Regions from separate parts of the Homo sapiens genome. Here all the other regions are linked to region 3. The links are chromatin contacts, found by Hi-C in ENCODE. All regions are on one chromosome and are shown on one strand. Each heading gives the region's core, a stretch centred on a gene start or an enhancer-like site at or near the end of the contact. The rest is flanking DNA. Distances are from core to core; before and after follow the strand shown.

Region 1 (2,700 bases), core at 99-2,598, 750 kb before region 3:
TTTCCCTTCTGTCCTGTTGAATTTCATCTTTTCTCCTTTTCTGTCTTTCTCTGAATTTCAACTGCTGATTTTACCTTTGCTTTCCATTTTACTTTGAACAAGTATTTCCAATGGACCCTTCACAAGGACCTATAGCTCAGACTTGTTTTCAAAATCTCAGTGTAAACTGAGGAGACATTTGACATTGTCTGACCTCAAGAAAATTTTCTGAAGAACATTAAATCCTCCATTAAAAATCTTTATTCTGTATATTGGATGTGATGGCTCATGTCTATAATTCCAGCACTTTAGGAGGCCCAGGCAGGAGGATCGCTTGGGCCAGGACTTAGAGACCAGCCTCGGCTGGGCTAAGACCCTGTCTCTACAAAAAAATATATTTTTAAAAAATCTTTATTCTGTAATGTAAGTTCTTTATAAAGGAGTTAAATTGAGGTAAAGTATAAGGATTAGGTGTTATTCTCATACATCCATAGTAATCATAAATGTAGGAATAGAATAAGTTCTATGACAATAACCTATCAAAAACTGCACATAAAGACATTATGAGGACCTTAACCAAATTCACACCTAAGAGGTAAGTTAAGCTACGTCTGAACAAATGGAAAGATTAGTTAATAGTAAAAGTGCCATTAACTGCCTAACAATTGGGCCTTTAACATTAAATAACTTGCTTGAATGAATTTGTCTCCTTATAATGGACACAATCATAGTGACTTTCAAGCAATTAATTTAGAATGCTTGGCATTTCTAAAATTACAAATTTTCTTACTATAGCTAAATTATTTCAGTAACGCCTCCCTAGGAAAGTGTGTCTTCAAGTTGTTTTACTGTTGAATATTTACAAAATTATTACGAAAATTAGCACTACCGTTTTTAGTACAGTACTGCTATTACCTTTTCATGATTTGAGTCTCTAAAGATTTGCTATGTTAATATTATTACCATAAATTAGTTTCAACCATGGTACAAATCTCAGGACGAATCAGTACATTGTACGCACTACTTCTTTTGCCACATGAAAAAGAGGGAAATCAAGAGAAGTCTGAAACAGAAAGAATTGGGCTGACAGCGTATAAGATCTGAATAGAAGAAAAGGAGACAGATCAAAAAATATATATGCATATTGATCAAGCTGATCTTATCAGTCAGACAGTTACATGAGAGAAAGGGATAGCTACCAGTCTCATTACTCAGATTTGCTCTGAGAGGAAGGCCAGTGCAATCACCCACGAGAAGACTGCCTCTTTACCTGTCCATAGTGGTGTCCAGAGTGTCTTCTTGCCTCCCTGCAAGTCTCAGGCCAGAAAAATCTCACTTCAATTAATGATGGTTCTCTGTCTTAGTCTGACAGTGCATTGGCCCTTCACATTCAAATTTGAGCTTGCCCTTTTGGGCTCCTCCCCTGACAGCATCACCCCCACCAGGTACCCCAACGGCCTTGCTCCTGATTTGGATCCAGTGAAGATGGGTGGGTGGGGCTGTCATAGGCAGAGTCACACAGGTTAAACCATTGAGGGCAGCTCTGCTTTAATGTTTAGGTTCCTTTGGGGCTGCTGCTCTAAAAGCCCAGTCCATGCTCCATAGCTAGCAAAGATCAGGAGGCAGTAACAGTAGACACTTCAATTATAATCATGATAACACAAAATAAAAGCACAATGAGAATAGTAATATTTATGTAAATACCTTAAAGAGCATTTAAATAGCTTCTTGGGTTATTGTGTTGAAGAGCCTCAGATAGCCTCTAATTCCCCCATATTCCCACAGTCTCTCTGAACCTCAGTACAGACAGGCACTAGCAGCTCCTGCTTTGCAGTTAAGCAAATGAACTCAGTTATATAGAATTTAGAACACAAAAATTTTGCCTCCCAAACCATGGATTTTTTTCTTTCTGATTGCATTACAAGAATTGCTTGAAGACTAGATATTTACACCAAAGAGTGATTTTTGCATGAGCCATCTTTTTTAGAAAAAAAAAAAATCCTTAATTTGGAGTCAGAAGCAGCAGCAGTCCCCCAAAATACAAAAATGCTTGTTTCACCAGACAGATTCAGTGTCTAACTGGCTGCACTGAATTTGGAAAACAGGCTAAGATCTTCAAATAAAAGACTTTAATTTTGTGCTCTCATAGAACTTGGTCTATTAAAGATTTTATTTCTCTCTCCTACTGTAGCCCATATGCATTCTATTTATTCACTGAGTAGATACTTCATGCCTACTGTTAATGGAAACTATGCCAGGTGCTAGGGATGCAATGCTAAGCAATGCAGCTAGGGTCTCTGCTCTCTTCCTGCCTCAAGCCTTTGATACCATCTATACCTTGATGATTTTCAAATCAATAGCCCTAGCTTGGACCATGTATTCGTCTGTTCTCACACTGCTAATAAAGACATGCCTGAGACTGGGTAATTTATAAAGGAAAGAGGTTTAGTTGACTCACAGTTCCACATGGCTGGGGAGGCCTCACAATCATGGCAGAAGAGCAAGGGACATCTTACATGGTGGTAGGCAAGAGAGAGCTCACGCAGGGGGAAATCCCTTTATAAAACCATCAGATCTTGTGAGACTTATTCACTATCATGAGAACAGCATGGGAAAGACCCACCCCCATTGTTCAACTACCTCCCACTGGGTCCCTCCCATGACATGTGGGAATTGTGGGAACTACAATTCAAGATGAGATTTGGGTGGGGACACAGGCAA
Region 2 (2,700 bases), core at 49-2,548, 720 kb before region 3:
CCCGGGTTCACGCCGTTCTCCTGCCTCAGCCTCTCCGAGTAGCTGGGACTACAGGCGCCCGCCACCACGCCGGGCTAATTTTTTTTTAATTTTAGTAGAGACGGGGTTTCACCGTGGTCTCGATCTCCTGACCTCGTGATCCACCCGCCTCGGCCTCCCAAAGTGCTGGGATTACAAGCGTGAGCCACCGCGCCCGGCCAAGTGTCACTTTTATTGTACCTAGAACCATGTTGATTTGGGGATCTAGACATCCCATATATCAATGATGTAATAATTTTTTTTAGTTTCTACATGACAAGAGAGAAATTACTGCTACTACGTCCGGCTGATTTTTGTGTTTCTAGTAGAGATGGGGTTTCGCCATGTTGGCCAGGCTGGTTTCAAACTTCTGACCTCAGGTGATCTGCCTGCCTCACCTTCCCAAAGTGCTGGGATTACAGGTGTGAGCCACCGCGCCTGGCCTGCTTATTTGTGTTACTACTACTTCATTCCCCATTCCCCTAAAATCTCATCCATTTTCAAGAATAGATGGATTTATAGAGGTTTATACAAATGGAAGAAATGTTTCTTTGTACAATTCTCATTACCCTTCATTATAACTCCTTGTTTTTGATCATTTGGGACAGAACCACATATTAGGAAATGGTATACAGTGATGCAGTTGATACCTTAACACCCATCAATCTCTTCAATATAATACAGATTATTTTCCATAAAATGAATTTCCTTATACTTGCTCAAAACTTATCTATTCTGGTTTGGTTTGGGGTTTTTGTTTGTTTGTTTGTCTGGTGGAGGAGGGAAGACAAGGTGGATCTCCCACAAATTTATGAGATCATCTTGAATACCTATGGATTGTTACATAAATTTAACCAAACACTCCATAAAGCTACACAGTACAGATGTATAGCCAGGTAAGTACCCAGGAGAAAGGAAAAGGGAGAGGAAAGGGAAAAATACCAGAGGTAGAGAAAAGAACTGCAAGACCCAAGGGTTAGGAATAAACTAGAACCTTACTCTAAGTGATTGGACAAGTTGAAAAATAACACCAAATCATTATCAGCTATTAAAAAAAAATGAGGGTTTGAGGTAAAGTGAAGTTCGATTTGTCAACAGGAAGCTGTGGGCTCTGCACCTCTATTTATATAAACATTTGCTTTTTCCATCTTGGGTTCTGCCCAGAATTTGTCGTCTGACTGCTGCTTCTGGGTCTGCTTGACTGGTTTTTAGAGAAAAAAAGAAAGAAAGAAAGAAAGAAAGAAAACAAAACTGTGGCCACCTGTTCCTCTCCTTACCGCAGTCTTAACAAGTCACTTTCCCTGATGTTTGGTTGGTGAAAATGCTCAAAGATACAAGGGCTTCCGTTTTTATCAGAGTATTGCTTTATTAAGTAAGGCCTCCCTGAGCTGACAAAGCTACAAGGACAGTCCTGCCTCTCCTCCACTGTGCTCCTGATGTCTTTCTGTTTTACCCTAAGTTTCCAGATCCCCCAGGACCCCTTCCCCACTTCTCAAATTCCCTTTGAATTTGGAATTTGACAGTTTCCATCTTTTAGCTTCCTGGCTCCCCAACCCTGGTGTCAGCCTGTTGTCACTCTCTCATCTGGCTATCCCCTGGTCTGGTGCCATCTTTGTTCCCACTTCTTTTAGGATTGTTTTCCTTCTTCATTGTGTTACAGCTGCTTCAGTACAAAAGGAAGAGGGATCTTAGAGGTTGTTTGTGCCTTCTCACCAGGTGTAAAGTGGTTAGTTAAACATCTAACTTTGGCCACAAGTACCCTGAAGCAGAGAAGGGAGGAGCTTGTGTCTAGCAACATATACTGCTGTATATGTCATCAAAGTAAGACTCAGAAATTGGGAAACCAGCTGCGGTTTGCACTCTCTGCCATGAGTCAAAACAATACTGAGTGTGCATAGAACTGTATTTAGTGAGTAGAAGACACACTCAAATTTCCAGAATGTGTTCATTTGAGGAGAAAGTAGAATTTTCTTGAATCGTAAGCATGGAATATGGAAAAAGCCTCAGAGTAGAATCAACTCAATTAGAGAAGGGAAAATAAAAGTGAATCTTTATGAATAGGTAGATGAGGCTGCTATCTATTCAGGATACCAGGAGGGCATTCAATATCTACTGATATTTTTACCAAATTCTTTAATTCTAACATTAAAGATCCATTATTTTGGTTTAAAAAATGGCTTTTCATTGAAAGCCATTGCTTAGCAAGGTTGTCATTTGGGCTCACCAGGAAAAAAAATATATTAACACCTTAATGAGTAAAAACTTTCTTCTGAATCTTCTTTTATTTTTTGAGACGGAATTTCACTGTTGTTGCCCAGGCTGGAGTGCAGTGGCATGATCTTGGCTCATTGCAACCTCCACCTCCCTGATTCAAGCGATTCTCTTGCCTCAGCCTCCCGAGTAGCTGGGATTACAGGCACCCGCCACCATGCCTGGGTAATTTTTTTGTATCTTTCTTAGAGACAGGGTTTTATCATGTTGGCCAGGCTGGTCTCAAACTCCTGACCTCAGGTGATCCGCCCACCTCAGCCTCCAAAAGTGCTGGGATTACAGGCGTGAGCCACCACGCCCGGCTGATACACATTTTTTAAAGTGGAATAAAAGTTCATAAATTCAGGCCTTTTTCGTAAACATAGAAGAGAAAAAGAACCAGAACAAAAGACATTTTATTTTGAGAAATAA
Region 3 (2,700 bases), core at 160-2,659:
GTGTTTTTCCCTCTCTGCTGTAGTGAAGCTCTGCTAGAGATTTACCGAAGTCCTTGATATTTTAACCTAGCTATCAACTTCAGCCCAGAGAAGGTCTTCCAAAAGTAGATTCCAAAAGTATATTCATCCATCAACCATAACCTTAAATCTGAAGCCAGGAACTAAAAAGAAATTCTCAAGGTAACACAATTGTCATGAAGTCTCACTCCCAGGGCCAATTATAATCTGGATTTTTGTCTTCATCCTTCCAGGTGTCTCTGATCCCACTGTAAGCAAACCCTGAGTCCTAGGGCCTTTCTTCCACTTATTTCACTCTTTCTGTACACATTTTCCAGTACCTCCACCACTCACCACCCTCCAAAAAGAACTGATCCCTAAGCTTGTGCAGTGATTAACGATTTTCATGTCTTTTCTATTTGCCTGCAGTTATGCTACAAGATCTCTTGGCAAAGGACTAGCCAGGCATGCCTAATATATACATTCGTGTGATTTAACAAACTGGTTTCTACCACTTTCGGCCTGAAGTGACAGTGTTTTTTAACGTTGGTTGCAGGCAGGGGACTGTTGCCCCCTGCCAAGCACTTCAGCTTCCTTGCCCGGCCTCTCCTTGGCTTCTGTCTGTCCCCACCAGCAGCTCTTCATGGGACCCATCCTGACCCTCCAAGAAAGCAGAAAAGGAGGTTCCTGATGCAAAACCTAAAGAGCTTTCATCTGAGGAAGGTGAATCCTTTTTAAACTATGAGGCCTGGAGAGACGTTAAAATGAGAGCAATCACACCCTACTCCCCGCTTTGAGCTATGTATTCATCTCTTAAAACTGCTTGCTATTGCCACAAGTAGCTATGAATTAATTTTAATTTAGGATTATTATAGTGTCTCACCAGAAGCATAAACCACATCCTATAACTTAACAATAACCAATTGCTCATCAATTTTGTTTCTGTAATCCAAAGAGAGTTCCTGATCAACAACTTTGTACCAGCCCACTCTCTCGGTCCCAGTCTTTTGTTTTTAAAAACCTGCTTGGAACAAAGGCTCTAGGAAGCTCACAGCCAAGAGTACTTGGGTCTGAGTCTTCCAGGCAGCTGTCCTCACTTTGGCTCAAGTAAACTCTTTAAATTATGCTTTGCGTCTCAGCCTCTGCCTTTTGGGTCAACACTGAGGGGAGTAAATGAATGGCACCTGCTCCTTCTCTGTCTGAAGCTTGGACTTCTCCTGAGAGGACTTCCTGCTCCAAGATAGGAGGGAGTCTCACTCAGAAGAGGAAGGAGCTCCTGTCTGCTGAGGACACGGTTCCATCCAATGAGGTCAGCAGGGCTATCAGCAGCTTCCGTTAATTCCGTTGGGGCAGGCGTGTGGCAAGCAGCAGTTATTTGAGCTGAGGATGCTGGGATGGATTTTCACATGAGCAGTTGGCCCTTAGATCATGAGACCAGCCTAAGTGCCCAAGGAAATGGAACAGCAGGGAGGGGGAGGGACATCACACCCACTATCAAAACTTCTTGTTAGTCTCTGGCTTCCACATCCTTCCCCAAAACTTCAGCCCAATTCACAGCCGCATTTTTCCATCTCTTTGCCATTCCTCCATGGGAGAGCTTTCTGTTGGTACAGGAATAGCTGAGAAGTGGGAAAGATCAAGGGTAGTAAGAGCTGCCCCCGATAATCTACAGAAAGCTTTGCTGGAATGAGGTTGTGCATCTCTGAACCTGAGCTAGATTTGTTGGGTCAGGGACCATACTTATTTACTGGCCCAAGAATTAGAAGAGGAGGTGTCTAAGAAATGCTTGTTGAATGAATAAATAAACAGCCGAGTGAGTGTTTATATGAGCCTGAAAACTGCCTGCACCAGCACAAAAGTAAAGCCCCAACACCCTCAGGTCACACCTACTGGAAAAATATATGTCAGCCCCAGAAAAATGTGGGCAACATGAGGCAACTCCGGAGCAACACAGGAAACTGCCCTCCTCTTCTGGCCCCTCTTCCACTGTGATGCTCAAAGTCTGTGATGACCAAGTCTGGTCATCTAATCAGCAGGATATAAGAGGGTCATTCTTCACTGCGGCCATTCCAGTTTCCTGGAAACTTGGCTTTCTCCTGACCGTTTCCCCAGGAGCACGGTGGTGACAAGCTTGAGCTCTGACATCAGAAAGTCCCCAGTTTGAAACCTCTAGCTTCTTACTCGCTAGCTATGAGACTTTGGGCAAATTAATCTCTAAACCTCAATTTCTCAATCTGTAAAATGTTCAAGGTCAAGCAACTCACTTTTCCACATTGTAATTGATGAAACTAAAATTCAGACTCAGATCTGCCTCACTCCACAGTCTGTGCTTTTTCCTTCCCACTCATCTTTTTCTCTTTCTATTAAAAATTTCATAACACATTTGAGATTCTGTCTCAACTCATATCACTGAAATCATCTGTCACGTCTGATGATCATATAGAAGCCAGACTAAGATTCAGCCACAAATGTTATGCCTAAACATTTCTTATTATTTCTTTTTAATGTTTCTCATGTATACAATCAAACTCGCACCCTAGTATTATTGGCAGGCTAATATATGCCCATGAGACATGTAGCTTAAATCTCTATGGGATAGGATAAGTATTCTCCCTTTGTTTGTGATTTGAAAGCTTTCCATGGATGCTAAAGCGATTTGTTAAAATACCTTCACCTGTAAGTGTTTTTCCTCTCTTAAAAGCC

The links. A loop is a pair of places that touch in the nucleus more often than their neighbours do. Pooled maps may share reads with other maps.
Region 1: a loop to region 3 is called in a map with no recorded cell type, with 15 times the contacts of the local background. The contact joins the promoter of AICDA here to the promoter of LINC02367 in region 3. A Hi-C loop is called at or near these places in 1 of 168 maps with a recorded cell type or tissue (GM12878), 9 of 37 single-sample maps with no recorded cell type and 3 of 50 pooled maps.
Region 2: a map of GM12878 shows a loop between it and region 3 (2.1-fold over the local background). The contact joins the enhancer-like site here to the promoter of LINC02367 in region 3. A Hi-C loop is called at or near these places in 1 of 168 maps with a recorded cell type or tissue (GM12878), 11 of 37 single-sample maps with no recorded cell type and 9 of 50 pooled maps.

Annotation. Positions count from the first base shown.
Region 1 is chr12:8,611,511-8,614,210 of GRCh38, forward strand. AICDA (activation induced cytidine deaminase) reads right to left here and starts at 1,349. Exons shown (of 5, transcript NM_020661.4): 1 at 1,250-1,349. The coding sequence starts at 1,257.
Region 2 is chr12:8,643,278-8,645,977 of GRCh38, forward strand. It overlaps MFAP5 (microfibril associated protein 5), which reads right to left. Exons shown (of 10, transcript NM_003480.4): 10 at 2,666-2,700. Among named protein-coding and RNA genes, the nearest start is that of MFAP5, 18 kb to the right of the region's middle. RefSeq lists enhancers at 1,442-1,964, 1,606-1,665. Within about 2 kb of position 1,299, at least 6 of the 41 ENCODE cell types and tissues checked have a DNase peak (open chromatin) inside an H3K27ac peak, as active enhancers do; they include GM12878, where a contact is called at or near this core.
Region 3 is chr12:9,366,055-9,368,754 of GRCh38, forward strand. LINC02367 (long intergenic non-protein coding RNA 2367) reads left to right here and starts at 1,410. Exons shown (of 4, transcript NR_120479.1): 1 at 1,410-2,700.